Regions from separate parts of the Homo sapiens genome. Here regions 2, 3, 4, 5 and 6 are each linked to region 1. The links are chromatin loops, found by intact Hi-C in ENCODE. Cell type or tissue: HCT116. All regions are shown on one strand.

The links. A loop is a pair of places that touch in the nucleus more often than their neighbours do. Peaks named below come from ENCODE experiments on the same cell type or tissue, not always from the same donor. Only the 100,000 strongest peaks of a DNase experiment are listed, where the experiment ranks them.
Region 2: it touches region 1 in a loop (13-fold over the local background); 10 of 110 quality-filtered maps call a loop at or near these places.
Region 3: it touches region 1 in a loop (13-fold over the local background); 6 of 110 quality-filtered maps call a loop at or near these places.
Region 4: it touches region 1 in a loop (2.2-fold over the local background); 3 of 110 quality-filtered maps call a loop at or near these places.
Region 5: a loop joins it to region 1, with 9 times the contacts of the local background. A loop is called at or near these places in 7 of 110 quality-filtered maps.
Region 6: it touches region 1 in a loop (2.3-fold over the local background); 3 of 110 quality-filtered maps call a loop at or near these places.

The regions. Positions count from the first base shown.
Region 1 is chr4:137,731,273-137,736,272 of GRCh38, reverse strand. LOC105377444 (a long non-coding RNA gene) reads left to right here and starts at 1,316. Exons shown (of 2, transcript XR_939236.1): 1 at 1,316-1,353. In HCT116, a CTCF peak has its summit at 2,937 (motif pointing left); a DNase peak (open chromatin) is centred at 2,912.
Region 2 is chr4:138,678,281-138,683,280 of GRCh38, reverse strand. No RefSeq gene overlaps it. Among named protein-coding and RNA genes, the nearest start is that of NOCT, 340 kb to the left of the region's middle. In HCT116, a CTCF peak has its summit at 2,085 (motif pointing right); a DNase peak (open chromatin) is centred at 2,070.
Region 3 is chr4:138,869,063-138,874,062 of GRCh38, reverse strand. All of the region lies in intron 2 of LOC105377448 (a long non-coding RNA gene), which reads left to right. Among named protein-coding and RNA genes, the nearest start is that of NOCT, 140 kb to the left of the region's middle. In HCT116, a CTCF peak has its summit at 2,831 (motif pointing right); a DNase peak (open chromatin) is centred at 2,832; H3K27me3 peaks cover 557 bases.
Region 4 is chr4:137,121,469-137,126,468 of GRCh38, reverse strand. The region is part of intron 1 of LINC02511 (long intergenic non-protein coding RNA 2511); the gene reads left to right. Among named protein-coding and RNA genes, the nearest start is that of LINC02510, 70 kb to the left of the region's middle. In HCT116, a CTCF peak has its summit at 1,988; DNase peaks (open chromatin) are centred at 1,278 and 1,968; H3K4me3 peaks cover 1,001 bases.
Region 5 is chr4:137,858,876-137,863,875 of GRCh38, reverse strand. No RefSeq gene overlaps it. Among named protein-coding and RNA genes, the nearest start is that of SLC7A11-AS1, 230 kb to the left of the region's middle. In HCT116, a CTCF peak has its summit at 2,000 (motif pointing right); a DNase peak (open chromatin) is centred at 2,006.
Region 6 is chr4:138,032,865-138,037,864 of GRCh38, reverse strand. All of the region lies in intron 8 of LINC00616 (long intergenic non-protein coding RNA 616), which reads left to right. The region is part of intron 3 of LOC105377447 (a long non-coding RNA gene); the gene reads right to left. Among named protein-coding and RNA genes, the nearest start is that of SLC7A11-AS1, 54 kb to the left of the region's middle. In HCT116, a CTCF peak has its summit at 1,954 (motif pointing left); a DNase peak (open chromatin) is centred at 1,884.

The sequences.
Region 1 (5,000 bases):
CTGCAAGTATCTCCCTGTGGGAACACCAAATTAAATACCTATCCACACAAAAAAGCACTTTCATAAGAAGCAAAAATCAGGTGAGTGATCACATAATCTTGATTTAACATAATACCAAGGAAAAAGGCATTGAAAAGGGTAGGAAAGACAAGTCTTGCATTGCCTACACCAGTCCTCTCCCATCTACCCTGGCAGTGTCCTGAAGAGAGACAATCTGTGTGCTTGGGGGAGAGAGCCACATGAGTGAGGAATTTTGCATTGGAACTCGGTACTTCTGTGTCACAGTGAAGCACAACACGGCAGAATTCTGCTGGTGCCACAGAGGGAGCATGTAGACCAGCCCTGGGCTAGAGGGGAATGCCCTGCCCCAGTGGGAGAAAACCAAGTCCCTGCCAGTTTCATCACTGACTGACTAAAGTGGCCTGGGGCCCAGAATAAATCTGAGAGGCAGTCAGGCCATAGGATTACAGTTATTGGGCAAGCCCTGGTCCCAGCTGCACTGGTCTCAGGGGCAATGGACTTGGGTTGTGCATGACCCATTGTAACACCAGCCGTGGCAACCAAGGAGTGTCTATCTCATCCCTCCCCCTACTCCATCCAGTACAGCTCAGGAGGAGACTCTTCACTTGGAGAATGGACAGGGAAGAGTACAAAAACATTGTCGTGCAACTTGGTTTCCAGCTCAGCTACAGTAAAATAAAGCACTAGGCAGATTTCTGAAGGCCCTAATTCCAGGTCTGAGCTCCTGAATGACATTTTTAGACCCACACTGGGACAGAAGGGAATCTGCTATCCTGAAGGGAAGGATCCATTTCTGGCTGGATTCACCATCTACTGACAAAAGAGCCCCTGGTCGTGGAATAAACATCGGCAGTAGCCAGGTAGTAGTCATCATGGGCCTTGGACAAGACCCAGTACTGTGCTGCCCTCGATTACCCAGCACACTCCCAGCTGTGGTGGCCACAGAATTGCCCTCCCCCAACTCCAGGCAGCCTAACAGGAAGGGAAATTCCTTCTGATTAGCGGGAAGAGAGGGAAGGGAGTGAGAGCCTTTGCTTAGTAATTCCCTTAGTAACCCAGGGAATTCTTTCTTTTAAAAAAAATTACTTTAAGTTCTGGGATATATGTGCTGAACGTGCAAGTTTGTTACATAGGTATACATGTGCGGTGGTGGTTTGCTACACCTATCCACCCGTCATCTAGGTTTTAAACCCGGCATGTGTTAGGTTTTTGTTATAATGCTCTCCCTTCCCTTTTCCCCGACTCCCCGACAGGCCCCGCTGTGTAATTACGTCTGGAATTGGTGGGTTCTTGGTCTCACCGACTTCAAGAATGAAGCCGTGGATCCTCGTGGTGAGTGTTACAGCTCTTAAGGTGACGCACCTGGAGTTTGTTCCTTCTGATGTTCAGATGTGTTTGGAGTTTCTTCCTTCTGGTGGGTTCGTGGTCTCGTTGGCTCAGGAGTGAAGTTGCAGACCTTGGCGGTGAGTGTTAGAGCTCTTAAGGTAGTGCATCTGGAGTTGTTCATTCCTCCCGGTGGGCTTGTGGGCTCTCTAGCTTCAGGAGTGAAGCTGCAGATCTTCGCAGTGAGTGTTACAGCTCATGAAAGCAGTGTGGAGTCAAAGAGTGAGCAGTAGCAAGATTTATTGCAAAGAGCGAAAGAACAAAGCTTCCACAGGGTGGAAGGGGACCCAAGCGGGTTGCCACTGCTGGCTCCGGCAGCCTGCTTTTATTCTCTTATCTGGCCCCACCCATGTCCTGCTGATTGGTAGAGCCGCGTGGTCTGTTTTGACAGGGCGCTGATTGGTGCGTTTACAATCCCTGAGCTAGACACAAAGGTTCTCCACATCCCCACCAGATTAGTTAGATACAGAGTATGGACACAAAGGTTCTCCAAGGCCCCACCAGAGTAGCTAGATACAGAGTGTCGATTGGTGCACTCACAAACCCTGAGCTAGACACAGGGTGCTGATTGGTGGGTTTACAAACCTTGAGCTAGATATAGAGTGCCGATTGGTGTATTTACAATCCCTGAGCTAGACATAAAGGTTCTCCACGTCCCCACCAGACTCAGGAGCCCAGCTGGCTTCACCTAGTGGATCCCGCACTGGGGCCGCAGGTGGAGCTGCCTGCCAGTCCTGTGCCGTGCACCGGCACTTCTCAGCCCTCGGGTGGTCAATGGGACTCGGTGCCGTGGAGCAGGGGGTGGCACTGGTTGGGGAGGCTCCCGCCGCATAGGAGCCCATGGAGGGGGTGGGAGGCTTAGGCATGGCGGGCTGCAGGTCCGGAGCCCTGCCCCACGGGAAGGCAGCTAAGGCCCGGTGAGAAATCGAGCGCAGCGCCGGCGGGCTGGCACTGCTGGGAGACCCAGTACACCCTCCGCAGCCGCTGGCCCGGATGCTAAGCCCCTTATTGCCCAGGGCCTGCAGGGCGGACCAGCTGCTTCGAGTGCGGGGCCGCCAAGCTCACGCCCACCCAGAACTCCAGCTGGCCGGCAAGCGCCGCGCGCAGCCCTGGCTCCCGCTGGCGCCTCTCCCTTCACACCTTCCTGCAAGCTAAGGGAGTGGGCTCCGGCCTTGGCCAGCCCAGAAAGGGGCTCCCACTGTGCATCGGCGGGCTGAAGGGCTCCTCAAGTGCCGCCAAAGTGGGAGCCCAGGCAGAGGAGGCGCCGAGAGCGAGCGAGGGCTGTGAGGACTGCCAGCAGCTCTCATAATGTTCACCTCCCTGTGTCCATGTGTTCTCATTGTTCAACTCCCACTTATGAGTGAGAACATGCGATGTTTGGTTTTCTGTTCCTGTGTTAGTTTGCTGAGGATGATGGTTTCCAAAAAATACGGAAGGCTTCACGAATTTTCTTTCTTATCTTACTCAAGCCTGCCGCTCCCTCTAGGAGTCCCTTAAGGGTGCAGCATTCCTGAGCTTAGGGAGCCCCCTAGTGCTGATATGGATGCAATGACCACGGGCTTAGATCACAGCACTCAACCCCTTCTAAACACATGGAAAGCCTTTTCAAGGACCAGTACAAACAAGCCCAGACTCTCAAGATCAAAATAAATACCTATCTCTTCAATGCCTAGACCTTGACAAATGTCCACAAGCATTAAGAATATGAAAGGAGGCCGGGCGCGGTGGCTCACGCCTGTAATCCCAGCACTTTGGGAGGCCGAGACGGGCGGATCACGAGGTCAGGAGATGGAGACCATCCTGGCTAACACGGTGAAACCCCATCTCTACTAAAAATACAAAAAAAATTAGCCGGGCGTGGTGGCGGGCACCTGTAGTCCCAGCTACTCGCGAGGCTGAGGCAGGAGAATGGCGTGAACCCAGGAGGCGGAGCTTGCAGTGAGCCGAGATCACGCCACTGCACTCCAGCCTGGGCGACAGAGTGAGATTCCGTTTCAAAAAACAAAACAAAAAAGAATTTGAAAGGAAACATGACATCTCCAAATAAAAGCACCAGTGACCAATCTTAGAGTGTTAGAGATATGTGACCTTTCAGACAGAGAATTCAAAATAGCTGTCTATAGGAAGGTCAGTGAACTTGAAAATAACACAGAGAATTTAGAATTCTATCAGAGAAACACAACAAAAAGACTGGAATAATAATTTTTAAAAATCAAGCAGAAATTCTGGAACTAAAAATTCAATTGACAAACTGAAAAATACATCAGTCTCCTAAAAGCAGAATTGACTAAGCATAAAGAAATAGCAAACTTGAAGACAGGCTATATGAAAATACACAGACAGAAAAGAAAAAAAAATAAAGACACACAACTACAAGATCTAGAAAAAAAGCCTCAAAGGGGAAAATCTAAGAGTGATTGGCTTTATAGAAATTGGAGAGAGTGAGAGAGAGATCAAAGTAGAAAATTTATTCAAAGAAATAATAACAGAGAACTTTCCAAGCCTAGAGAGAGAGATGAATATTTGTGTCCTGTAAGTTTATAGAACATCAAGCAGGTTCAACCGAGATAAAACCACCTCAAGCCATAAAATAATAAAACCGTCAAAGGTCAAGGATAAAGAATGGACACTAAAAGCTTTAAAAGAAAATAAGGAAATGCCATATAGAAGAGCTCCCATATGTCTGGTAGTAGTCTTATCAGTGGAAACTTTACAGGTGAAGAGAGAGTGGGATGACATATTAAGAGTGCAGGGGAAATAAAATCCAACCTAGAACATTATGTCCAGCAAAATGATCCTTAAAACATGAAGGAGAAATAGGCTTTCCCAGACAAATAAAAGCTGAGGGATTTCAACACCAGACCTGTCTTATAAAAAATGCTAAAGGGAGTTCTTCAATCAGAAAGAAAATGATGCTAATTAACAAAAAGAAATCATCTGAATATAGAAATCTCCCTGGTAGTAGTAAGTATACAAAAAAGACAGACTATCCTAACACTGTAATTGTGGTGTGTAAACAAACCACTTATATCTTTAGTAAAAAAAGTAAATAAATAAAAGGCAAACCTATCAAAAATAATAATTACAACTTTTTAAGATATAGAGAGTATGAAAAGATACATATAGAAACGATCAAACGTCAAAAAGAAGGGTGAATGGAATTAAAGAGTAGACTTTTTTTAGTGTTCTCTTTGCTTCTTTGCTTGTTTTCCTTTCTTTATAATCAGAGTTAAGTTATCATCTGTTTGAAGTAATTTGTTATAATATATTTTTTGCAAGCCTCATGGCAACCACAAAACAAAAACCTGTAACAGATACACAATACACAGAAAGGAAGAAATTAAAACATACTCTCACAGAAAATCACTTCTATAAAAAGGAAGACAGGAAGGAAGGAAAGAAAGGAGGCAAGAAGGAAGGAAAGAAGAAATAAAGGAAGCAAGAAAAAGGACGGAAGACAACGAGAAACAATGAAACAACCAGAAAACAAATAAAATGACAGTAATAAATTTTATCTATCAATAATGGCATTGAATGTAAATGGACTAAATTCTCAAACCAGAAGATGTAAAGTGGCCAAATGAATAAAAAAACAA
Region 2 (5,000 bases), 950 kb before region 1:
ATCCCTCCCTCTCTTCCTGATGTCATTTGTGCTTTCAGATCTTCCCTTGCCGAAATTGCTCTTGGTCATCAGCTTGACCATTGGGGCATTTCTAGATTTCCACTGTAACCTGATTCCCCTGTGGTGTAGGAGGGAGGGAGATTTCAAAGGTGTCTCGGGAGATCCCGGCCTGGTGGAGCGGAGGCGCTGCCCTCCACGTGTGTAGGTTGTGAAACCTTCGGGATCTGCTTCTCTTTCTCTTTCTGCTGGTGACTGAGGGATGCTGGGTGGATCAAGCGGAGCAGGCAGACCCTCTTTAAGCCGCATGCCGATTCCTTTAGGCAGAAACACAAGCCTTTCTCCATCCCGCGCCCTCTCCTCCTGTGGTGCATTCAGGCGATAAAGGGGAACAATGAAATGCAACCTGTTGGTGCTGGCATCTGCTCAACGGCTGTAGCCTGTGTGGAGGCAGCTGACTGTGCTGGCACCTCTGCCTGGGCTTGGCAAGACCAGAGCACACACCATTCTCACCACAGCCTGGAACGGGACCCGATGACAAGTGGCTATAAAATGATGATAGAGAGAGGCAGGAATCATGGTCCAGGAGAGGGAGGGGAGCAGGAGGCAGCACCAAGAACAGCCATGCAGTTTAGAAGAGGTGAAAAACAGGGAAATGTTAGTTGCTTGCATTTTTTTGTTGCTTTCTTTCTTTTCTTTTCTTTTCTTTCTTTCTTTCTTTCTTTCTTTCTTTCTTTCTTTCTTTTTCTTTCTTTCTTTTCTTTCTTTCTCTTTCTTTTCTTTTTCTTTTCTTTCTCTTTCTTCCTTCTTTCCTTCCTTCCTTCCTTGTTTCTTTCTTTCTTCTTTCTTTCTCTCTCTCTTTTTCTCTCTTTCTCTCTTTTGCTTGTTTTAGTCAGGTTGTTCTTGTGAGGGCAGAAATCTGTGTAGTAATCTTAAGGCTGTCTTCTCCTCTGATTTAGTGGATGCTTCTGTTTAATGAATCACTTCATGCTACTTACTGATGGGGCTTTCAAAGGAATGGCTTTGCGGTAACAAGTACAATTAGAAATTATCATCAGCAATTACAAGTGATACTCTTGATTTTGGTTGGCTGTGATCATTGTTTATTGGTTGGGCAGGGCCTTTCCATTATCAGAAATATCCTTTTAATTTTGGAGAAAATCAAGGAAAAGCATTAATTGATATGTTTATTTTTTATAGCTTTATAATGTTTGAGAAGTTCTGAATAGGAAATCTTCTCAATGGAAATTTAAAATTTTATTAAGTGTTACTCAATGGCTCTCAAAATTCAGTGTGCACATTACCCGAGGAGCCTGGAAAATGCAGAATTCTGGGTCCTATCCCCAGAGTTTTGAATTCAATAGATTTGGGTGGAGTCTCCAAATTTGCCTTTTTAACAAACTCCCAAGTTACCCTGATGCAGGTGGTAGGGATCATGGTTTGCAGAAAACTAGATCATATGCCTGGACTTCTCAGCTAATTATGTCCTGATTAGCTCTACGGCCAACCCCTCCCCACGTGTTTTCATTTGATATAATTTTCTCTAAGCTAGTTGTTGTGTTTTCATGCATTTCGGGAAGGAGGCTTCTGAGAGTGCGGTGTATCGCCTGCATTGTTATTTTCAGAGCTTTTGGTCTTAGGTTTATTCCCAGTACAAAGACTGAAGGATGATCTGAAATCAAATACATTTGTCTGGGAGTGGAATGTCTGTTAGACCCAGGCATTGATTTCCTTGAGCTTGAGTTCTCAGTAAATGTCTTTCCAGTGAGAATTCCAATCAGAATTCTAAAGGTTATATGAAATAGGATTGATTTCTGGGCTTCCTCCAGGGAGATTGCTTAATTTTTATAAGCAAAATTAACTCACCACCACGGCTTGTTTTGTAATCAGCACACAGTTCATATTTTAGGATAAAATGCTCTGTTGATTAGTGTGTGAAACAGGTGATCCAGAAAATATCTCTGTGCTGAGAATCTTTAAGGGAGAAATATTTGCACTCCAGAGGATGAAAAGATAGCAAAACGAAATCTAGGCAGAACTAGGAGAGATGCCCGATTTCTACAGGTGCTCTCACACTATTCGACCACCAGGGGGCAGCATTGCACTTTGTTTGGAAAACGGTCTCTGTGGCTAGCAGCCCTTTAAAGGAAAATAACATCTAAGTGAGCAAAGCTAAAAACCAGAACATTAGCAAGAACCAGAAAACCAACAACACAGAACCCAAACTCTCTTTGTTATAAAGTGCCGTCTTTGCTTTTCTTGGTACACGGGTTTTAATATTGTAGTATTAAGACTCTCCAGGGCATACTTTATCGGTCCATTAATACATACTTAGGGGTGGTGGATGATTCAGTGAGATTATTTTTCATTTTTCTTACTTTTTGTTTGCTTCTCTCATCTCATCTCACTTGTCCTTGTCTTTGTGTCAAACAACTACTGTCCTGTATCTACTTCTTTCAGAGCAGAGATAGGCCCAACAGCTGGCTGCACCTTGCTATTGGCTGATCATTTTGTGGAGCTGGGTGGACGTGTATAGATCCTGGCTGGAAAGCTCTCTCCTTCTTGGTGTAAAACCAGGTTCACAGTGTGCATAGTTCTGGGAAGTTCCTGGGGATTATAGTTATTTTTAATGCACCCTCACAAACACTTTTATAGGAGTCAAGCTATCATATTATAGAAAGTGATGCAAAATAAATATATGCTAAAATTTTGTATTTTTAAAATTGACTCATATGATTAATGGATAAAGTGTGGTTGAATGAAAGACCCAAGTATGAGTGTTAGGAATGTGATTTCCGCCAGTCCGGGGATCATGTCTGTTTGTTCAGAGATGATACATCAAGCTCCTAGAACTGTGCCTGGCATGGCAGGCACTCAATTAATGTTTGTTGAGTGAATTAATGAATTTAAACACATGTTATGACCAGCTCCTCCTTCCCCTACCTGGGCTTTGCGTTTGAGCAATGATTAACTTGGGAACTAAGGTAAGGCTGGGGACATTTACTTGGCCTCCTTGCCTGTCTCAGTCACTGTCTCTTTTATTTCTGGGGGTAGTGGAAGTAAAATGACCGAGAGTTTCTTGAAGGAAAGTCCTAAAATCTATTATTTATTTATTTATTTATTTATTTATTTATTTATTTATTTTTTGAGACGGAGTCTTGCTTTGTCACCCAGGCTGGAGTGCAGTGGCATGATCTCGGCTTACTGCAACCTCTGCCTCCCAGGTTCAAGTGATTCTCCTGCTTCAGCCTCCCGAGTAGCTGGGATTACAGGTGCCTGCCACCATGCCCCACTAATTTTAGTAGAGACGGGGTTTCACCATATTGGCCAGGTTGGTCTTGAACTCCTGACCTTGTGATCCACCGGCCTCAGCTTCCCAAAGTGCTGGGATTACAGGCATGAGTCAGCGTGCTCAGCCCATATCTAATCTTTAAGAACAACTATAAACCCTAAATATTTTCGTTTCTCTGAAATGTGCATGTAACGTTGCATACAATTACAGCATTAATGCTGCCTTTTTAGGGGAGTTTCACTAAGACTAGACTTGAAGATTTCTCGGTACTAATGCCCTTCTATGAGGAAGCCCTCCTATTTTGCTTCCTCCTCCCTTTTCTTCTCTTGCAAGAAACAGTCAGGTTGAGAAACTTGACTTTGAACAGGAGCAGGGCAGGGAATAACAGGCACATGAAGATTAATTACCCTCGTTGGAATCCAGCTTGACTGGGCAAGGTGAGACAGTTCAATTATTTAATCATGTTGGTGCTATTGGCTTCCAAATCCTTGAGTGCCAGGATAGCCCTTCCTTTCCATTTAATTTACATGAGGAATTGCTCCTCAACTCGCTGCTCTCAGCTGAACCCTCCGGCAGAGGGAGAGGAGCAGTCGATTTTGGAAGGAGATGATCCCATCTCTGTATCCTCTTGGGCTGCATTTGTGAAGAGTTCTCAGCGCTTATTTTGGAAGCTGCCAGACTACTTGTGTCTCTCCTGTCCCCAGCAGGCTGCTCCGTTCCGTGTGTAATGGAAGCTTTCTCCCTTGCACATGACTTTTTAAGGCTTTCTTTTGGCTCAAGAATGTCTACCCATTGAAGCTACAGGTCAGAGCATGTCTTAGAGCAGAACATGCTAGAGCAGCACAGTCCAATAGAATGTTCTGTGATGATAGAGATGTTCTGTAACTGCCCTGTCCGGTGTGGCAGGCAGTGACCAAATGTGGCTATTAGCACTAGAAATGTGGCCAGTGCGATGGAGGAAATGAAATTTTAATTGAAACTAATTTAAAGTTAAAATTACCTATGGCCCAGTGGAGACTATACTGGGCAGTGAAAGACTAGATTGTACCTGCGATGCCAACAGAGAGGTGATTTTTGTTTGTTTGTTTCTGGTGGGGCTTGACCGTCGCACTGCCACACAGCAGGGCTGCCTTGCACATTTAGTCCCCTGGTATTAACGTAGTTTTTCCATTATATCCCACCAAGCCCTCTTGTTTCTCACCATGCCCCTCTGCTACTGCATCTTGGTGATGTCACTCCTCATTAGCATCTGCGAAGGGACAGGAGAATGGAATTTTACCTATTCAGCTATGGTTTCTTGTCCTGCACTCCCCACACACAGGTGGTAAGAGATCTTAATCCCAATGAAAACTGCATTCTGTCAAAGTAAAATGAGTTAGCTGGGCGTACCTTCACCATATGTTTTAGTGTCATGACCCGTGGACTTCTGCAAGGGTGCTGCCACCCACTTAGTGTCCCACAGCCTGTAAGGCACATGCTCTGTTTAGCATAGATTTTTCAAAGTTGTTCAGTGATTTAATGCACATATAAGACCAATTGACAGTTTGTCTATGAAAATGAGCTTTTTAAAAAATGGCCTCATGAACCAAATATATATGGTCCAAACTAGATACAACAAGAAAGGGATAGGAGCATGAAGTATCTCGCACTAAGAATGAAAGACAAGGACTGAGTTTCCACAAATCTTAGTCATTCAGATAGAGCTATGGAG
Region 3 (5,000 bases), 1.1 Mb before region 1:
CTGAATACCAACCTGTTGTTAATTCAGTCACCGTGCCGTCATTCCGGTGCTTCACAGATGAGAAAAGTGAGGCACTTTGAGTAGTCAAAGATTAGACCCTAAGTACCTCAGTCCCCTCGTCTTGCAGATGAAGAGGATGAACTAATGTTTCTCCTCATTCTAAAATGGTCTGATTTTATAAAATCACTCCTTCCAAATTTATACACTATTGCTGATGAGTGCGGCTGCCTCTCTAATTTCTGTGGCATGTGAAGGGTTTTCTAGCAATCTGCAGCCTGAGCTGAATGCCTCTTTGTGCTTTCCATTGCAGTCTAAAATAAAATCTTTGGAATAGTAGGAGGGAAAAAAAACCCTTCTGAAAAAGTCTCAGTAAAAGAAAAGTGCCTTTACTGTAGCCTCTGTTCCACAAAAGGAAAAAGATCTTGACATTTTCCCAGGAGTGAATGAGCAGGTAGAGCAATTGTAAGAGTTAATGGCAAGGTTTCCCAAGAGCTCTGGGATAAGGACAGGATCATGACCAAACTTCTCAATGAGCTTTTTAAGGGATGATGTACAAGCTGGAATGTAGGATGCCATTATGTTTCTCAGGTGAGGAACAAAAAGGTTGATTTAGTGTGTTTCTTGCTCTCCCCTTCTCCTCTATAGCCTGCACATTTATCTATGTATGTAAGTATGTCTGCATCTATGTATGTGTCATTATCTGTGTATCTATTTGTATGTATTTAGGCATGCGTATTTGCATGTATCATAATCTATGTATCTAACTATCCACGTATCTGTGTATGTATCTATATCTATCTACCAATTACCTATCTACTTACCTGTCTCTGTTTCTATCTATCCTCTATGTATCTATCTATCATCTCTCTATACATTCACCTGCTTTTCTGTCTCTGTATCTCACTTGCTTACTCTCTCTGCCTCTTCTCATTTTTGTTTTGTCAGGCTGAAATTACTTATCTTCCCAGTAAGGATGAATAATAAAGCAATTTTTTCCCACCCGTGGTATGTCAATCATTCTCCTGAGTGGACTGTTCAGATAGTTTCATAGAATTAAAATTCCAAGACTGCCCCCAAACTTGAAGCATACATCTATAATGCCTCCTGAGGGTTTTCAGAGGTTCCAGTACAGGTGATCACAGCTGCTGACAGTGAGGGCCTCTTCTCTGAAGGGTCCTGGAGGACTTTTAGTGTGATCATCAAGGAGGCATCCCCAGGCGCCTGTTGGCAGTAAGAGTCCACATCTTCCCATTCAAATTCTCTTTGTCTCCTGAGTTGTGGATGGAATTTGGTGGCTGTAGAGTCCCATGGAGGATCTCTTAATGTCATCTCCTCCTTAAAGAGTTACAGGTCTTGGAAGGGAGACCTGCATTTCTTGAAAGCAAACATAGTCATGAAACCTGTAAAAAGAATTTTTGAAGAGCAAATAATCTAGTTTCTGTCTCTGCTCATTTGACTTGCTAGAATTATTTTAGTACCTATAGCTGACATTTATTGAGTGAGAGCTTAGGCACTGTTATATGTGTTTTACATGTATTAACACATTTAATTCTCACAGTAGCCCAATGGGGTAGATACTATTAATAGCCCTATTTTACAGGAAGGGGGTTAATGAGGAAACATATCTTTTTGAGGGTAAGGCATACATTCTGCTTGGGGATTAAACAGACTAGGGAATCAAAAAAGTGAATTTCTGTCCTACCCACATTTTACTTTTAAATTCCCTACTGATATGTAAAAATAATTTTAAAATAATTTAAAAAATAGGGCAATAAGAATAAATAGGGCAGGGGAAAAGTAGAGCAATGATGACTAGATTTATGATCCGCTAGGGTTGAAGTGAGTGGAGGAGTTCTCCACGTCAACTTGTGACCCCCCTCGGCCACTCGTCTGCTCTTGAGAGCATCTTAAGACAGATGTTCATAGCCATTGTCATAGTGCTGCCGAAGCCCGATCTCCAGCACTTCCTCCCTCCATGAAGACAGAATTGCTGGGTCTAAGGGAATCTGGATTTCCATCTATGCCTAACTTCTGTTGACCTTTACTCTTAGCAGAACAAAAGAGGGAACTTTAAGGCCCAGATCCCCCTTGCCTCTGACCACTTTGTTTCCGTGCCTGTTGGCAGGTGTAGGGTGGAAGAGAGAGGGGACTGACTCCGAGCCGCTGCTTCTGTGAGGCGGGTGGGATCTTGATTGCACGCCGCGGATAGTGTAAGCTGCTGTTTGACGTCCCTCCGGACAGCACCATTAACCGCCTGAGCTTTCAAATGGGCTAAACTTGGCTTCCGTTTTTAAGCCTTTAAACCAGAGCATGGAGAAAGAAGGCCCCGCTAGTGTAGGATATTGACAGCTTAGCTAAATTTAGAGGCCATGTGGAATGTGATTTTCCATATGTCCCTTCCTGATGCCAGTTGGCACTGCAGAGTTCACACAAACCCTGCACATTTTCATACTACAACGCCCTCCACGCACATGCACACCTACACACGCATGCACACACATGTGCCTGCATGTGTACACACACACAGGCAATTTGTGCATTTCAGAGTATGCTTCAAGCCAATGACTAAGCAGAGACAGCTTAGCACTTTGCAGATTTGTTTGAAAATAGCTCCTTTCTAAATGCCACAGAATCCGATTGCAGCTCTCTCTCTGAAATCTATGAGGAAATGTCATATGCCCAGCACCGGTCTGAGGCACAACAGTTCTGCTGGCCAACTGTAGTCTTCTGTCAAGCCTGTATAAAGTATGAACTCTTCAGCTTTCACCGCCAGAGCCTCTCATTCTCTTCAAATTCTAAGAGGAAAAAGCTTGGGAGACCTGACAGGATATGGCCACTAGATGGGGCCAAAGGTCTGTGAAACATTTTTGTGGGCGCTGAAATCTGTAATTCCGCCCTTAGCTGAAGAATCCTTGCGGAAGAGAAGAGACCTTGATCATAAATCCCACACGCAATAACAGGTTCATAATGCATCCTAGTGACTACACGTTGTAATTTTTTCTCCCAGAGAAATAAAATTTCTCTTTCAATGGAGAAGGATGTTCCTTTACATCGAACATGTGCTAATGTTAAATCTCTTTCCTAAGAAGCCAGCAACTAAGCCTTTAATGTGCACTGACCAAGACATCTGGGCAATGCCTGCAGTGAAATGCAGATTGATAGCTTGAGGGCCTAAGAACACATAAGCCACAGTCTTGGCAGCCTAGATAGAGAGGGCTATTTTTCCCCTAAAAAATGAACATTTGACTTGTCAAAATGTTTTCTCATTGATCCACTGAAACAGAATCTGCAGATTAGAGAGACAGGTTTACAAAAAATCTCATTCATTTTCGAAGAGAAGTTAAGGGGAAAACAGAGACTAATTTCTTTCACTTAAAATGTATCTACCTATTAAATACGGAGCAAAATGTTGAGTGAATAAAATGTCAGTGGGACAGAAATCCATTTGTTTGTTGCCCCTGACTCTTCCCTTCCTACAGCCTTCCCTGTTACCTGGGAAGTGGAAATCAAAGAACATAAAAAAAATTGCTAAATGATATAATTAGCAGCAGAATCTATGTATGAAAACAGTTAGCACCAAACCTACATCTACATATCCATTTATTCTTCAGAGCCTCGCTCTGTCGCCCAGGCTGGAGTGCAGTGGTGCAATCTCGGTTCACTGCAACCTCCACCTCCCAGGTTCCGGCGATTCTCCCGTCTCAGCCTCCTGAGTAGCTGGGATTACAGATGTGCACCACCACGCCCAGCTAATTTTTGTATTTTTAGTAGAGACAGGGTTTCACCATGTTGGCCATGGCCGGTCTCGAACTCATGGCCTCATATGATCCGCCTGCCTCAGTCTCCCAAAGTGCTGAGATTACAGGCGTGAGCCACCGTGCCCAGTCAATTTATTCTTAATAGTGATCCTTTTCTTAGCAGTGCCATGCAGCAAAAAGGGCTGACGTTTTTTGACTACGATGCACCTTTTGGTGCTTTACTGGTGAACTCTTTACATGATGATTATTTATGATGTGCAAAATGTGAGATTAGAGAAAAAAAACAAAACAAAAGCAAAACACCTAAAACTTAATTTGATGCTGAGTTACAATTCCTTTGAAATTTCAACTGTTAGGGGTTCACAGCCATTTCTCCAAACTGATTTCTTGGAACTGCACTAGGAGAGCAGGTGGCTTGTGTGTCTTTTTCACTCTTGTATGCCCAGCACTTGGCATGGTGTCTGGTACAGAGTGGGCTCTCCAACTACTTGCAGGATGAGTGAGTGGCATGCAGGCCTGGCTGTGGGCCTGGCACAGAGATAATATGTTCATTTCCATATTTTGTAGGTGTCACAATCTGAAATCTGGTTATTTCAGATTGACCCTTCCAGAGGCAGAGATTTATCTAGAATCCTTGAAACCTTACAATTTCAAAAAAAAAAAAAAAAAAAAAAAGGATAAAAACTACCACATCCTCATTCCTCAAATGGGGACAAATTCTGCTGCTTTTCAAAGAAATCAAACCAAGATTCTCAAAGTAGAATGTGGTGCAATAATTTTTAATAGCTTTTTTATTACTGTGTTTATCACAAGTAGGAGGCATTTACTTTGTAAATATTCTCCTTTTCCAGAGTTTGGTGGTGTTTTTCTAGTTTCCATAATGTTAAATAGTCATCCCATATTTAGTCCAGGCTCATGTGGCCATTTGCAAAAGGGATGACAGTGTACGATGAGGCACACACTCATATTTAGACTCTAACATAAACAGAGCAGTGACTCTTAGGTGAGAGAAGTGTTTCTTCATTCTCAGAAATAGAATAATACAGGAAGCAGATGCATTATTCTAGGATATCAGTTTCTTTTTGATACTTCAAATGACTTCTCACCTGCAATGCCTCCCCCTCCCCTCCCCTCTCCCCTCACCCTCTCTCTCCCCTTCCCTTCCCTCCCCTCCCATCCCTTCCCTTCCTCTCCCATCCCCTCCTCCTTCTCCCCTTCTCTCCTCTCTCCTCCCTCCCCTCC
Region 4 (5,000 bases), 610 kb after region 1:
GCCTTTGTTTTTTCTATCACAAAATATTGATATACCACACTTACAAATATTATCAATTTTGTAGTTATTTTAATTATTTTTTTGCTCCATACTCTAAATTGTGAATGTTGAATATTTCCTGTTACAAAGAAACAGACCAATGAAACAGGTGTAGATGTGGCACCAATCTCTCTACATCTCTCTTTCTCTTTCTCAATCTCTTTTATCTTCTATAGAAAGGAAAAAAATAGATGACATCTCTTCTGCAGTAAGATGTTAGAAGGAGGCCGGGCGCGGTGGCTTACACCTGTAATCCCAGCACAGATCACGAGATCAGGAGATTGAGACCATCCTGGCTTAACACGGTGAAAGCCTGTCTCTACTAAAAATACAAAAAATTAGCTGGGCATGGTGGCGGGCGCCTGTAGTCCTAGCTACTTGGGAGGCTGAGGCAGGAGAACGGCATGAACCCGGGAGGCAGAGCTTGCAGTGAGCCGAGATAGCGCCACTGCACTCCAGCCTGGGCGACAGAGCAAGACTCCGTCTCAAAAAAAAAAAAAAAGAAAAAAGACGTTAGAAGGAATACTACTTTAATATTTTGCTCCAAGCAGAGAAAAGTCTATAGTTAATGGCACAATACCTGGATCAAATAGCCATTTTGTCAGAGATGCTATTGATTAGAAAGCCTCTGAAGTTTTTGCACTGTTTTTTGCTCTCTCTTTTTTGCCTCTGGTCTCAACCGTAAACTTGGCAAGGCACTTCCTTCAGCTGATTCAATTGGTTGATTCCATGTCTCTCCTCATTTGTGGAAGGATATATCTACCTGAGAGGTGGTTGAATCTAGGTGTTAAGGGTCCAGGTTCTGAAAACAGACTGAATTTAAATTCCAGCTCCATCATTTACTTCCGCAGCCCTAAGAGAAAATTTATTAAGCTTTATCTGCCTCAGTTTTTTCACCTTTAAAATGAAGTTATTAATAATACTACCTACAAGATGAATTGTTATGAGGATTAGATGAGTTTATATATGTATTATTCTTAGTGTCCAATATATCCTAAGCTTTAACTTTTGCAATAAAAGAGATACTTGATCATAAATATTGAGTGTCACCAAAAATTAGAAAATAACTTTACATATGTCCAAAATAGCATTTTTCAATAGCATAGAACTCTGGTCAAAACTTTGCCCCAGCACTGTTAGATCTCCCATTGACTCATGTTTTTTGCTTACTATAACAAAATATGCTGCTTGCCTCCTGCTGGTCCCCAACCCCCAATGACAGATATGACCAGCTTTGCAAGTCACACAACGTGACGCAGCTTTCCCCATAAACCAGAATCCTAGGGGGAGGGGTTTGTCCAATCTTATTAAAGAAACTAAGCAAAATGAAACTTAAGCCTTGAAGACAAGGTTCTACTTTATTTGCCGTTTTCAGGATTTGAGTCACAGTGGCAGATGCTAATTTATATGCAAGTTTTATTCCCTGATGGTGTGCCAAAGTTTTGGTAAAAAATGAGAATGTTAATGAAAGAGCCGATCATCTTCAAGTGTTGAATTCAATATTCGTGCTGCATTCGAGGTAATTTCACGAAGAACTGTGGCATTAATAAATGTCTTTCTCATCCTAAAGCACTTATAAATGAAAATAATATTTGTCAAATTAAACCCTGTGTACTATATATAATACTATACAGAATCATGAGTACTATGTACACTTTCGGAAACAAGGTAGCCAAAACAGTTTCAGAATAGGGACACCTGAGATAATCACAAAAAGGAAACATTCTCCTTGTAAAAATTTTAAAAATAAATAGAAAACGTTTTTCTCTTTTGTTTTGACTGTACCTAAAGCCTTATAATTTAATTTATGTTAGAATATATGAGGATGGGGAAAAACACAGTAGTGAAACATTTAAGTTCCTTGGAGAGCTGCAGTCTGTCCAGACAAAGCTGAAGTGTCTGTTTTCCTGCAAGGATGGCAGTGAGTGAAAAAGTGATGTACAGAGACCTCTAGAGACTGGAAAGCTTAACTACAGTTAATACTATGCAGATAGGCTTCAATGCTGTACTGTAATTGAATTACTCAGGGAGCTATAACACAGCTATAAAGAGAACAAGGTACTATTCTATTCCTAGTGATGTGGTTAAAATCAGCATTCTCAAAAGCCTTATGCTTTTGGCTATTTTCTCTTTAATGATTTAATTAAGGTAAAATATGCTTTACATTTGCTCTACTGCAAAAACAATGATTAAACCACAGATGTTCATACCAAAAACATATAAATTATCAATGTGTGCAGAACATTTATTCTTAGAAAAACGTGGTAAGCATTTACCTGCTGCCGTGGCATAGGATATTCTATTTACTTTGGCTTTTACTTACTTGTTTTGGAAAGAAAAGCTGTCGTTATCACGTTTATTTTCCTTTTTTGATATATTGGATTCCTCCTTTTGATAGCTTTGATTATGGCTGGTAGATTTCTTTAAATACTCACTAATAATCCTATAAGAACTTATTGGAATGGAAATAACACAGTTTACAATCAGTTCTGTCTTCATTTCAACTAATTTTTTTGCTCTGTGCACGAAGTTATGAATGTTGAATATTTCCTGCTACAAAGAAACAGATCAAATAAACAAGAATAGCTGCTCTACTTCTGTCTCTGTCTCCATCTCTCTCCCTCCTTCTCCTCTCTCTCTGTCTGGCAGACACATACGTATTAGTGTATTAGCCATTAGTATTAGTCGAGGTTCTCCAAAATAACAATACCAATATCCAATATGGGGTGTAGCGTGTGTGTGTGTGTGTGTGTGTGTGTGTGTGTGTGTCTCAAGGAAGAGAGGGAGAGAGATAGATGATAGAGAGACAGAGAGAGAGAGGGAGACAGAGAGAGAGAGATTGATTTATTTTATTTTATTATTAGGACTAGAAAGTTCAAAATCTCCTGGTCAGGTTGACAGGCTTGAGATCCCAGGGAAGAATTGATGTTTTAGTCTCTAGCTCAAAGGCAATCTAAAGGCAAATTTCCTTTCAAGGCATTCAACCAACTGGATGAAACCCACTCACATTTGGGAGAGTAATCTTGTCTTCCTCAAAGTCTATTGATTTAATTGTTAATCACATCGGAAAGATAACTTTACTGCAACATCTAGACTACTGTTTGACTAAAAACTAAGTACCATGGTGTAGCCAAGTTGACACATAAAACTGACCATTGCGCTGAGTAATTCTGACAACTTTATAAAATTTGACTATTCTAAGTGAACCAAAGCAAATCAAAGCAAGCAAAATATTAACATAAATATACACACAAATAATACAATTATATAATAACTAGTGATGGTATATCCTAAGAATTCTACCTAATCACAGTAAAATATTTCTCAGAAAGACAAACACTGCAAAATGCCTACCTTGCAATTAAAGTTCACAGCTATCTGATGTTCAGCCTACCAAATTCTTTTATTATTTATTTCTTCTTGAAGAATAAAGCTAAATTTATAATTAAACTATTTTAATAATCACACCCAAGTTCTAGTTATTGAATCCAGACAGATATGTTTTCATTGATTACAGATTTTTTTCTTGTAGACATGTGGAGATCCCAGCGAAGAGTTGATTGAGATATATTTCCTTAATATTTCAAATAAAACTGGAAAGATACTTTAAGCCAAATATGTCATTTATTATTGAGCATATAAATAAGGATAATATGCTTGCTAATAATTTTATAATCTTTTATTTTTTAAAATCCCAAGTAATATAATTAGTTTTGAGTTATATTGACACAAAATGGTGTCCTCTTGGTTTGAAATTGAATTTTAATTAATATTACCTATGCAAAAATACTTGGAATATATTAGTGATACTGTCTTCAGCCACCATTATATATTTAAATATGAATTTGATATAAAATACTCACTGACTTTGCCTTTTAAAATCTGTGAATACTATTTGTATATTACATGATAGCGTATTTCTGAGAGTACTTTCCTCATCATTCTTTTTTGGATAGGCATCTGCATTCTCTTAATATGCAATGAGTAGAATATGACTATGGACTCATTTGACTAATTAAAAAAATTGCTCATGCACATAAAGTAGCTTGTATAAGATCATATTGCAATTTAGTATTCATGCCAGAAGTAAAACCTACATTTAGTAGTTTTGAATACAGTGTATAATCATTTGAGATTTACCAAGTGGGGATCGAGTAACTGGCGAAAAGTCTGTATACATTTTTTAAAACATGTTTAGATCATTATATTTATTTTTCAGCCTTATTAAGGTATAACTGACAAAATTTCAATATATTACAAATATACAATATGATTATTGAGTCTATGTCTAAATTGTGAAATGATTACCACAATCAATTTACACATCCATCACCCCACATAGTTGCTATTTTATGTGTTGGGGGAGGCATGCTGAAGACAGTTAAGATCTACTCTAGCAAATTTTAAGTAAACAATTCAGTATTATTAACTATAGTTGCCATGCTATACAGCTTCAGAATTTATTCATCTAGCAATCGAAAGTTTGCACCGTTTTACCTGCATCTCTCCACGTCCCCCACCTTCCCACTTCCTGAAGTCACCTTTCTACTCTACTTTTATGAGTTGAGCTTTCTTAGATTGCACATGTAAGTGAGATTATACAGTATTTGTCTTTCTGTGCCTGGCTTAGTTTATTCAGCATGACGTCTTCCAGGTTTATCCATGCTGTTGCAGGCGTTCCTTATTGTTTATGGCTGAATAATATTGCATTGTGTATATGTATCATGTTTTCTTTAGTCATTCATTAGTCTATATGCTTCTTAATTCCTTAAAGACCTGAGGAAATGGCAATATAATCCCTCATCTATATATTTTTAATAGACTACATCAGAATCTGTATAAGTCTCTAATAGAGATATTTTTAATATAGCTAGTAAAACACATAGTAAGATAAATTCTGAACAACAGTTCTGTGTTTTGTTTTGTTTTAAAGCTAAGTAGTTTAAGGCTAAATTGCAATC
Region 5 (5,000 bases), 130 kb before region 1:
CTTTACTTTTTTGCCATGAATAATTTTTCTCCATTAAATAGAAGTTTACATATATAAACCTGTGTATCTATATATGTACTGTATATGTATGTACACATATGCACATACATATACATATATACACATACAGTTTATATATAAAAATCCACAACCACAAGGATAAAAAGACTTCATTTCTTTAAGAATGTTACTATTTTGAGCAATTTAATGAACATATAAGGAAATTACATTTATGTTGCTTAGTGTTATCTCATAATAGCTTTCAACTAGCTATCAAGATATTTGTAAAATATGATTTTACCAAACATCCAAGTTTCAGCTGAATTCTGAGAATGCAAACTAAGCACTAAAATGAATCCTTATTTTCAAACAACTTTTTCCCAAAGTGGTTTCATTAAAAATATACATCTAATACTAACATTTTTAACTTCAGGGCATAAGACTTTGAAATGATTAGTTGTAAAAGCAAGCGGTAATACCTGAAATTAATTCAGGTAATTAATAATTACCTGAATATCTAAAATGTTATATAATCTTTATAAATACAATTATGTTTTTTTAATAGTTTTATTATGAACAATAAACATATTTTATGGCGTACTTACCATGTGCCAAACACCATGTAAATGCATTAACTCAGTGGATCCCCAAATAAAGCTGGGTATGGCTGATATTCTTACTTAATATTGAGGAGATTGAGGCTTAGAGATGTTATCCAATTTTTCCAAGTCCATAAGGCTTGGAATAGTACAGCTGCCATTTGAACTTCAGCAGTCAAACTTCAACTCTCTGTCTCAATCACTCAGCAATATTACATCACATAAAGAAGTAACTTCATTGCACAGAAACCAAAGAACACCGCGCTGAAAATATTCCAATATGTTTTAATCAAATTTATAATTTTCCTAGCCTTGACTTCATAACAGGGCCAAAAGGATAGTATAGATGATATATTTCATTATTCCAATCAATAATCTGTTTTGACATAAAAATAAACTCCAAAACAGAGTTATAAAAGTAATCAATACACACCATAAGAAAATACACCTTTTAGTATATTTCCAGTTGGTGCACCTGAGAGGACTAGTTTTGTGTTCTAAGATGGAGACCAGAATGATCCGTGGAGCTTGAGAAGTGATACATGCTCTTACCTTCTCAATATACCTTATCATGTTAATAATAGAATGCTGAAGTCAGCTTACTTTTATTTATTTTAGTGTTTTCAAATTTATTTAAAATAATCAGTGAGTAAGTACATAATTTGGAAAATGTCACTGAAGAGAAAGTGAAAAATCTAATTTCTATGATACAATGTGAGAAGTTTGGTTTGAATGTTCTGACTAGGAGATATTAGATCTTCTAAAAGCAGTCATAGACATAAAATCAGATAAAGTGACTAGCTGTCATGAAGAATTGCTAGAGAGTATAAGTGATTATTTCTGAATGCCAAGGATATAATTGAGCTGACTAGGATTTGCAAAAATACATTAATGCATTATCAATTTATAAAGATGTTTTATAATTGTTGTATTTCACTGTTTGTTTTGCATGTGAAATTAGATGAACAGACAAAACCAAAGTAGTTTATAGTATTTCCAAAAGTTTCTTTTACTAAAGATTCTAGTTATCATACTTATTTAAATGGATGACAACATCAGGTTTTTTTGCGTTAAATAATAGCAATACAGAGGTTACCTTCACTCATAGCATAAGATGAAGGTTTTTTTTTACGTTTGATTTAGTCTTTCATTATAAAGATACAAACCAAAAAGTGCATTCAAATTTTATTTTTAATGATTATAATATTGAATAGTTTTCTGCATTTCTAAATAATTTTATTCATCACAGCTTGGTTTTGTAATAATGTCTACATTTTGCTTCAAAATTAATTTTAATATACACAGGATACATAGAAATATTTTTCTTTAAATAATTGAATTTTTAAAATGTTTTTGCATTTCCAGATGTGATTCTGTAATTTAGATAATATGACACCAGGTGGCAGGAGTGTGTCCATAACCAAATTGAAACAGCCATTTTTTTCTAGCAGTTGACAAAACACTACATTTTGCATTTATTTATAAAAATATAACTATTAGATGACCAATACAGTAGCAATGAATATATATTCTCTTGAAACTTGATGCTTTTAGTCATATGTTTTTAAAGGTAAAGAAGAAAAAGAAATGATCTTTTGTCCAGATGAACTTGCAAATGGAATTTCAGATTTTCATTATGTAGATTTTTTCATTTTTAATTAAAATAACTGAATGACCAAGAAAGTGCTCCACTTTTATTATTCTACCATTGAGACATTGGGCTTTGGTAACTCCTAAAGTGATGGATTTGATATACGAATCTTTCCCACAAAAAAACAGTGCAATTTCTTCATGCTTTGTCCATTTTACCTTATCCACTAATACTGAATCCCAGGTGAGAGTTAAATTATGCATCTCCATTTTCAGATGTCAGCCTCTTAAATAATCATCTTCCCATGGCTGTTTGGGCACATTATCACTTCCTAAAGTAATGACATCCACTCAGAGGTTGTTGGAAGAATTTCTCATACTGTGTTTGTCTTTACTCTCTGTTGGTTGTCACTTGCCTGTTCTTTTCCAATGATATCTACCTTTTAAATTAGTGAAAATTTTGTGTTTTCCTGGCCAATTATCCTGATTCTTGAAACTTAAGGGCTAATGGAGCATCATGGAAAAATCACTACAATATAGGAATCTGAGTCAAACTCCAGTTTCTGCCACATTCTAGCCATTTCTTCACATCTTTGGGTTTCTGGGCTATATATGTACATATACGTACAAAATTCTGAACTTGAACTGGATAGTAATGTTTCATTCTACTTTTAATATTCTCTAATTCTAGTTGTCACTGGCTATAACACTGATGAATTAGATGTGGTTAATTTACTTTGATAATAATACATGTTTTATGATAATCATTACAATCAATATGTCTGGCATGATTTTTAACAATGTAATTCTTTATGTATTTCATTAGGCAATGTTTCTTAGCCCTCATGGTCTGTAAATATATTGAAATAAATTTCAATCACAGTGAATTGTACCAACATTAAATGAGAAGATGCAGGGCATTTCAAATTGGCATAGGTCAATTTTGGGGTGGGAGCAACACTTTGCTAGAGTCCATATGAGCAATTAGAGAGACCAAAAGTACATTATCTACCATGCTCACTGGCAAAACAGCAGGCCTAGATAAATACTTTTCTATTCAAATATGAGTAAGATAAAAACATTTTTTAAAGCATAACCTCCTTCAAGAAAAACAATTAGGAGAAAAGCAGACACAAAGCATATCCGTACAAATAATTTCTAAAATTAAAATATGAAAGTATCATATTATATGCTTGGTGTTATCAAATATATCAAAGAAGAAATGACCTCTAAGAAACAAGAGCTTGAACCCATAATAGAAAAGAAAAATTGGGATGAAGACAAAAATGCAAAGAAAATAAACTGATGTTAAAAAATAAAAAAGCTTAAAAATACAAACTATCCTAGTGGGGAAGGCCATATCTGAAATTTATGGAAAATTTAATCAATGATTTGATTCATAAACTTAAACATAAAAGACTTACCAATAATGCAGTGGGAGAAGATTGAAATTGATTTCAATGAAACAGTTGGTTTGGATATTGAAGAACAGAGAATGGTAATCTAATCTAACATTACAGTTCCTGCAGAAAGGCAACCAACAAGAAATGGGAGATTTTCTAAAACTTTTGCATTTATTAACATATTTAATTTTTATAATTACTTGGTGAAATAGGTGCTATTATTGTCCCCCTGTTATGGATAAAGAAACTAAGAAACAGTGTTTAAGATATTTACAGAGGGTAACATAGACAATAAGGGGAGAGTCAGGATTAAAACCCAGCTGGTCTGACTCCAGAGCATGTTCTTTTACCTAGTATTTCATTATATTATAATAAAAATGAAAAAGGAAGAAAAAACTTTGCTACTAATGTGATAAACGTTTTATATTATTATGTACACAATTCTTAAATACATATAGGAGAAACATCATTAAAAATACAAAATATAAGGCCAGTGCAGTGGCTTACACCTAAACTTCAGCACTTTGGGAGTCCGAGCCAGGTGGATCACTTGAGGCCAGGAGTTCAAGACCAGCCTGGTCAACATGGAGAAATGCTGTTTCTACTAAAAATACAAAAATTAGCTGGGTGTGGTAGTGGACGCCTGTAATCCCAGCTACTAGGGAGGCTGAGGGAGGACAATTTCTTGAACCCTGGAGGCGGAAGTTGCAGTGAGCCGAGATTGTGCAACTGCACTCCAGCCTGGGCAACAGAGCAAGATTCTGTCTCAAAAAAGAAAACAACAGCAACAACAAAAACCTCAAAATATAGAGATTCCATTTTTTAAATCAAACATAAATCTAAAAAATAATTAATTCATCCTAGGGAAGACAGTTGTTTTCATATAAAATATCAGATTTCTGAGAATTTTCTAGAAAGCAATTTGACTATATGCATCAGAAACTTTACAAAACTTTTAGATTTGGCCTTTGGTCCAGGGATTTTGAATCTAATGGGTTCCCTAAGAAAATACATAGCAATGAAGAATCCAAAATATTGCATTATTTGTTACACAACTTGGAATTTGGGAATAACTAAATGTATTATAATGGGAAAACATTTATCAGCCTTGACTGTTCATCACAATTTTCTGCAGAGATTCTACCAAAATTATAAACTCAGAATTTGTAAAAAGACCCACAGGTAATTAGTTTGAGTTAATGCTAAATAAATTATGGTGCCTATTAGTAATATATATGTACATTTATATAATTTTATATTTAAAAATTAAAATATAACAAAATATATAATTTTATTATTTTTATTTTCATTTTTTTTGAGACATAGTCTTGTTCTGTCACCCAGGTGGGAGTGCAATGGCACAATCTCAGCTCACTGCAACCTCCGCTTCCTGGGTTCAAGCAATCCT
Region 6 (5,000 bases), 300 kb before region 1:
TACAGCAACAGCCGTTTTCACTCTCACACACTGTTGCTTATTTGCTGGTTCACTTTATTGTTGTGAGGCAGCAGCCAGGCCTGCAACTGTTCCACATTTCTTTGAAAGCATTTAGTTTTTCTGACTTCCAGGCAGGTGTGTGTGTTGAATAAATGTCCCAGCTTTTTTTAGACACCCATTCTACCAGGTTCAAAGGCTTGTATTTGTGGGTTCCAGTGTTTTCTTTCTGTGTCTTACTTCACATCCACTTTCCCATCCTGATTGTCTGACCTATAGAATTTGAGCTCCAGCATCAGACTCTTACAGGAAAGGGGTCCTGATCCAGACCCCCAGAGAAGGTTCTCGGATCTCGTGCAAGAAAGAACTCAGGGCGATTTCACAGTGCAAAGTGAAAGCAAGTTTATTAAGAAAGTAAAGGCATAAAAGAATGGCTACTCCATAGTCAGAGCAGTGGTATGGGCTGCTGGATTGGTATAATTGTAGTTATTTATTGATTATATGCTAGACGAGGGATGAATTATTGATGAGCTTTCCCAGGAAAGGGGTAAAATCTTTACCCTTTTACCCCGGAATTGAGGGTCTCTCCAGTTTTTAGACTATATAGGATAACTTCCTGATATTGCCATGGCATTTGTAAACTGTCATGGCACTGGTGGGAGTGCCTTTTGGTAAGCAAATGAATTATAATTAGAGTATAATGAGCAGTGAGGATGACCAGAGGTCACTTTCATCACCATCTTGGTTTTGGTGGGTTTCGGCCAGCTTCTTTACTGCAAACTGTTTCATCAGCAAGGTCTTTATGACCTGTATCTTGTGCCAACCTCCTATCTCATCCTGTAACTAAGAATACCTAACCTCCTGGGAACGCAGCACAGTAGGTCTCAGCCTTATTTTACCTAGCATCTATTCAAGATGGAATTGCTCTGGTTCCAACATCTCTGACAAGACATAAAGGCGACCGTTTACAGACACTACTAAGCCCGCCTCACAATTCTGAGAAGTCAACTATCTGTTAAAAATTATTATGTATGTATATATCTCTTAGTGCTTCCGCTTCTTTCACTGAAACTCAATGATACAAACATCAACAAATCTTTTTTGTTTTTTTGTTTCCATTGAAGAACTTTCTAAACATAACTCTGAAGCACAATTATACAAAAACAACAAACAAAAACACTTTTGGGGTGAGGCTGGAGAAGGACAAAGAGGTTGGGGTATATAGAGAATAATCTTCTGTACCTTTATTGTAGAGGGACCCTGAAGAAACTTGAGACAGAAAATTATAAAAACAAGATTCCTCTTCCGTGTCACACTCTCCTTTTCAAAGCCATGACCCCTGGGGAGACTAAGACACTCTTTCACTGGGACACAGGAGAGCACCAGGGAGCTAAGATGGTGTCTCTGGACCTCCATAGAAACCCATAATGAGTAAGACTCTCAGCTTCATCACTTTTAACTTTGAGACCTTGGGAAGGCTACTTAACCACTCAGTTTCCTTCTAACTTAGGACACTATTCTGAGATGATAACATTTGTGCTAGCTGTTATCATTATTATTCCCCCATCTTGCCTCAGGAGTTCAGTTTCCTCCACATTGGGAAGTTTGTGATGAGCTGAGAAAATGTTGCAGGCAGCCCTACTCGGCTGACTCAACACTGGCTATTTTGGTCCCCAGTGTCAGGGTTGCTGGCCTTCCATATATCAGTGTTCCTCTTACAGATTTCTGAGGTCCCCAGATCTTGTACTGGTTTTCTGGGTCTTCTGAAGTTGGCTCCAAACCAAACTGTTTGCTATGAGCCATCATAATGCTTTCTCCAAGAGGAAACAGTGTTTCCCTAAGTTGTAACATTTCCCATTGTCCCTCTGAGGAGATTGGGCCTTTGGGTCCCTCAAGAACCCTGCTTTTATAGGTTTATTGCTCCATCTGCTGGAAAGATGTATAATACAAGCAAGATCTGGGGGCTGAGATCTCACTGGATGCCTGGCACTGGGCTAAGATCTGCACCCACATTACCTGGTTTCACTTCCACAAACACTCTATCAGTTCTGTCTTACAGCAGATAAAACTAATGCTTACAGGAAGTGACTTCTCTCTATCATTCAGCTGGCCTGCCAGCATTGGACCCAGCTAGTCTGGCTCTGGAAAGTGCATTTTATCACTATTCTATAACCATAGCTGATTTGGGCTCCGTTAGGGTTGGAGTAGAAATCTTTCCTACCCACTAATAAACGTATGTATTCTATGTGTGGTCTTCTCAAAGGAACTCACACATTCAGAGAAAAATATCTACTTCATAGAATTTCGAGGAGTCGAGAAAATATTTTAATGCAAGCAATCTAGCTTAGTGTCTGACATGTAGTAAGTTCTAAATAAATGCTATTTACTTTACCTTCCTCTAGATCCTTATAGTGCCCTCTCACTTCCATCTAACTGTGGGAACATTTCCTATAGCCCTAGAGCATATTTCTGAAGAACTAAAGATGTTTTAACCCTCTTTTATCATGGGACCCTAATCATCATACTTTGAGTTCCCATTTCCAGTTCAGAAGGCTCTGCCTCAGTTTCCTCCCCATCACAAGACCAAAAGGCCCTTAATGCAAGTAAGATCCTTGAGGACTTGCTTTGATATTTCAGTGTTAACAAGGCAGGGACAAGATCTGTCTGCTCTTCATTCCTAACTTCCTAGGTACTAGATTTAGCAGTGTTAGCACTAGCTCATATTTGCAAATCTCCTTGCAAGTCCAGATTTGCTCCTGTACAAAGGAGGTGATTCAGAATGCCTTTCCTTTAGATTAGTATGTAATGCAATGTCATGTCGATTAGTCAATAGAAAATATGAATCAGCATGTTTGCTATCAGATCAAAACGACTTGCAACATATATTCATCATTGAGGGGTTTGGCCTTTATTACCAGTGCTGGGAAAATGCCTGGATATTTAAATATTTAAATGCCTGGATATTTAAATATCTATGTCTTTCCCAGTTTAAACTTCCTGTGCAAATTAAAGAGGCTCGACCCAGTGACCTCTAAGGTTTATTTATCTTAAATTCAGGTGCTTTCATATTTCATATCTTGTTCATATTTACCAAAGAATAACCTTGGCACTTTGCTGGGTATCTCATTAAGATTCAAAAATAGGTACCAGTGTTCTTACTAATTCTAGCTTGAAAACTATAATTAATAATATACAAATTTAATTTATGGTATTTTAGTGACATTTTATCATACTTTTATTGCAAGGAAATTTGCTTTTTTTAACTCCTGGTTTATCAATGTTTACTTTTTTTTTTTTGAGATGGAGTCTTGCTCTGTCACCCAGGCTGGAGTGCAGTGGCGCTATCTCAGGTCACCACAACCTCTGCCTCCTAGGTTCAAGCGATTCTCCTGCCTCAGCCTCCCAAGTAGCTGAGACTATAGGCGCGTGCCACCACGCCCAACTAATTTTTTGTATTTTTAGTAGAGACGGGGTTTCACCATGTTAGCCAGGATGGTCTTGATCTCCTGACCTCGTGATCCTCCCGCCTCAGCCTCCCAAAGTCCTGGGATCACAGGCGTGAGCTACCACGCTTGGCCCAATGTTTACTTTTAAAAACAGCTTAAACGTAAGAGAGCTTTTATATGTAGTTCTTGATAGGAAAGTTTAATGGTCAAAATTTGAAATATGATGAAAAACATTTCATAACTATCGATTTCACAGATGAACTTTAAAATTGTAACATACGCTATTTTTATTAAAAATATCACCACTCTGTATATAATTCTGAACATTTCTGAATAACGTTAAGTCGACTAGTTATAATACACCTTAAAAAGAATGTTTTAAATTTGTCCCTCCTTCTGTGGGAGGAAAGTTGGCCTAGTTGAAGCTAGGAATCCGTGACTCTAATCCAGGTCTCCTTTATAAAAAGAAAATATACTTTAAAGAACTTGGGGATCATCTTATCAAAAAGGATTAGAAGATGTACTAGAGGAATTATCATTTGTCTGGAGAATCAAATGGCTCACAATGGTTATTACCCTGCTTAAGTATATAGTAAAATAGACTGATTACAGCTTCCTGCTTACCAGGATTAAATACTATAATTTCTAAAATGCTCCTCAGGTATTTTAAATCCTTGTTCATTTTTTTTTTATTTTTCGCTCGTTGGCATTTTGTGTTGTAATTAGTGTGCAGAGAAAGTCTGCATATGTCTATTGTATGAGCCCCTACACCTGTTTTACCGTCTGTCTCTTTCAACAGATTACTTTAAGGGCAATACAAAATACTTTGATTTTTCAATTCAAATCAGTCATATTGGTAATATGGCATTGCTCTGCTAACTAATAAATTATTCTGCATCTCAAAACATGTGATCTGAAAGACAGGAAAGGTCCAAGAGCACGTGTGCAAAGGAGTGCACCCTTGTAGCAGCAAGATTTGTATTGCATTCTGCTCACATGGATTCCAATCTGTAGTATTTTATTTGACTGGTATACTTTTACAAAATAAATGAAATCAAGAAATTTGAATGTATGTGTTTCAAGGAAGCCCAGTAAACTTTACTTATATTGAAAAGGTAGGCCGGGTGCGGTGGCTCACGTCTGTAATCCCAGCACTTTGGGAGGGTGAGGTGGGTGGATCACGAGGTCAGGAGTTTGAGACCAGCCTGATCAACACAGTGAAACCCTGTCTACTAAAAATACAAAAATTAGCCGGGCGTGGTGGCACATGCCTGTAATCCCAGCTACTCAGGAGGCTGAGGCAGGAGAATCGCTTGAACCTGGGGGGTGGAGGTTGCAGTGAGCCGAGATCATGCCACTGCACTCCAGCCTGGGCAACAGAGCGAGACTCTGTCTCAAACAACAACAACAACCACAAAAAAAAAAAAAAAAAGGAAAGAGAAGGTAAAAATCTAGATAAGGACCTCCACCTCTCAGTATTTGCTTTAGACTATAAGAACACTGTACCCTTCAAAGGCTATTTATTTCCCTCCCAGGACGTGGGGCCTAATGTTCTAT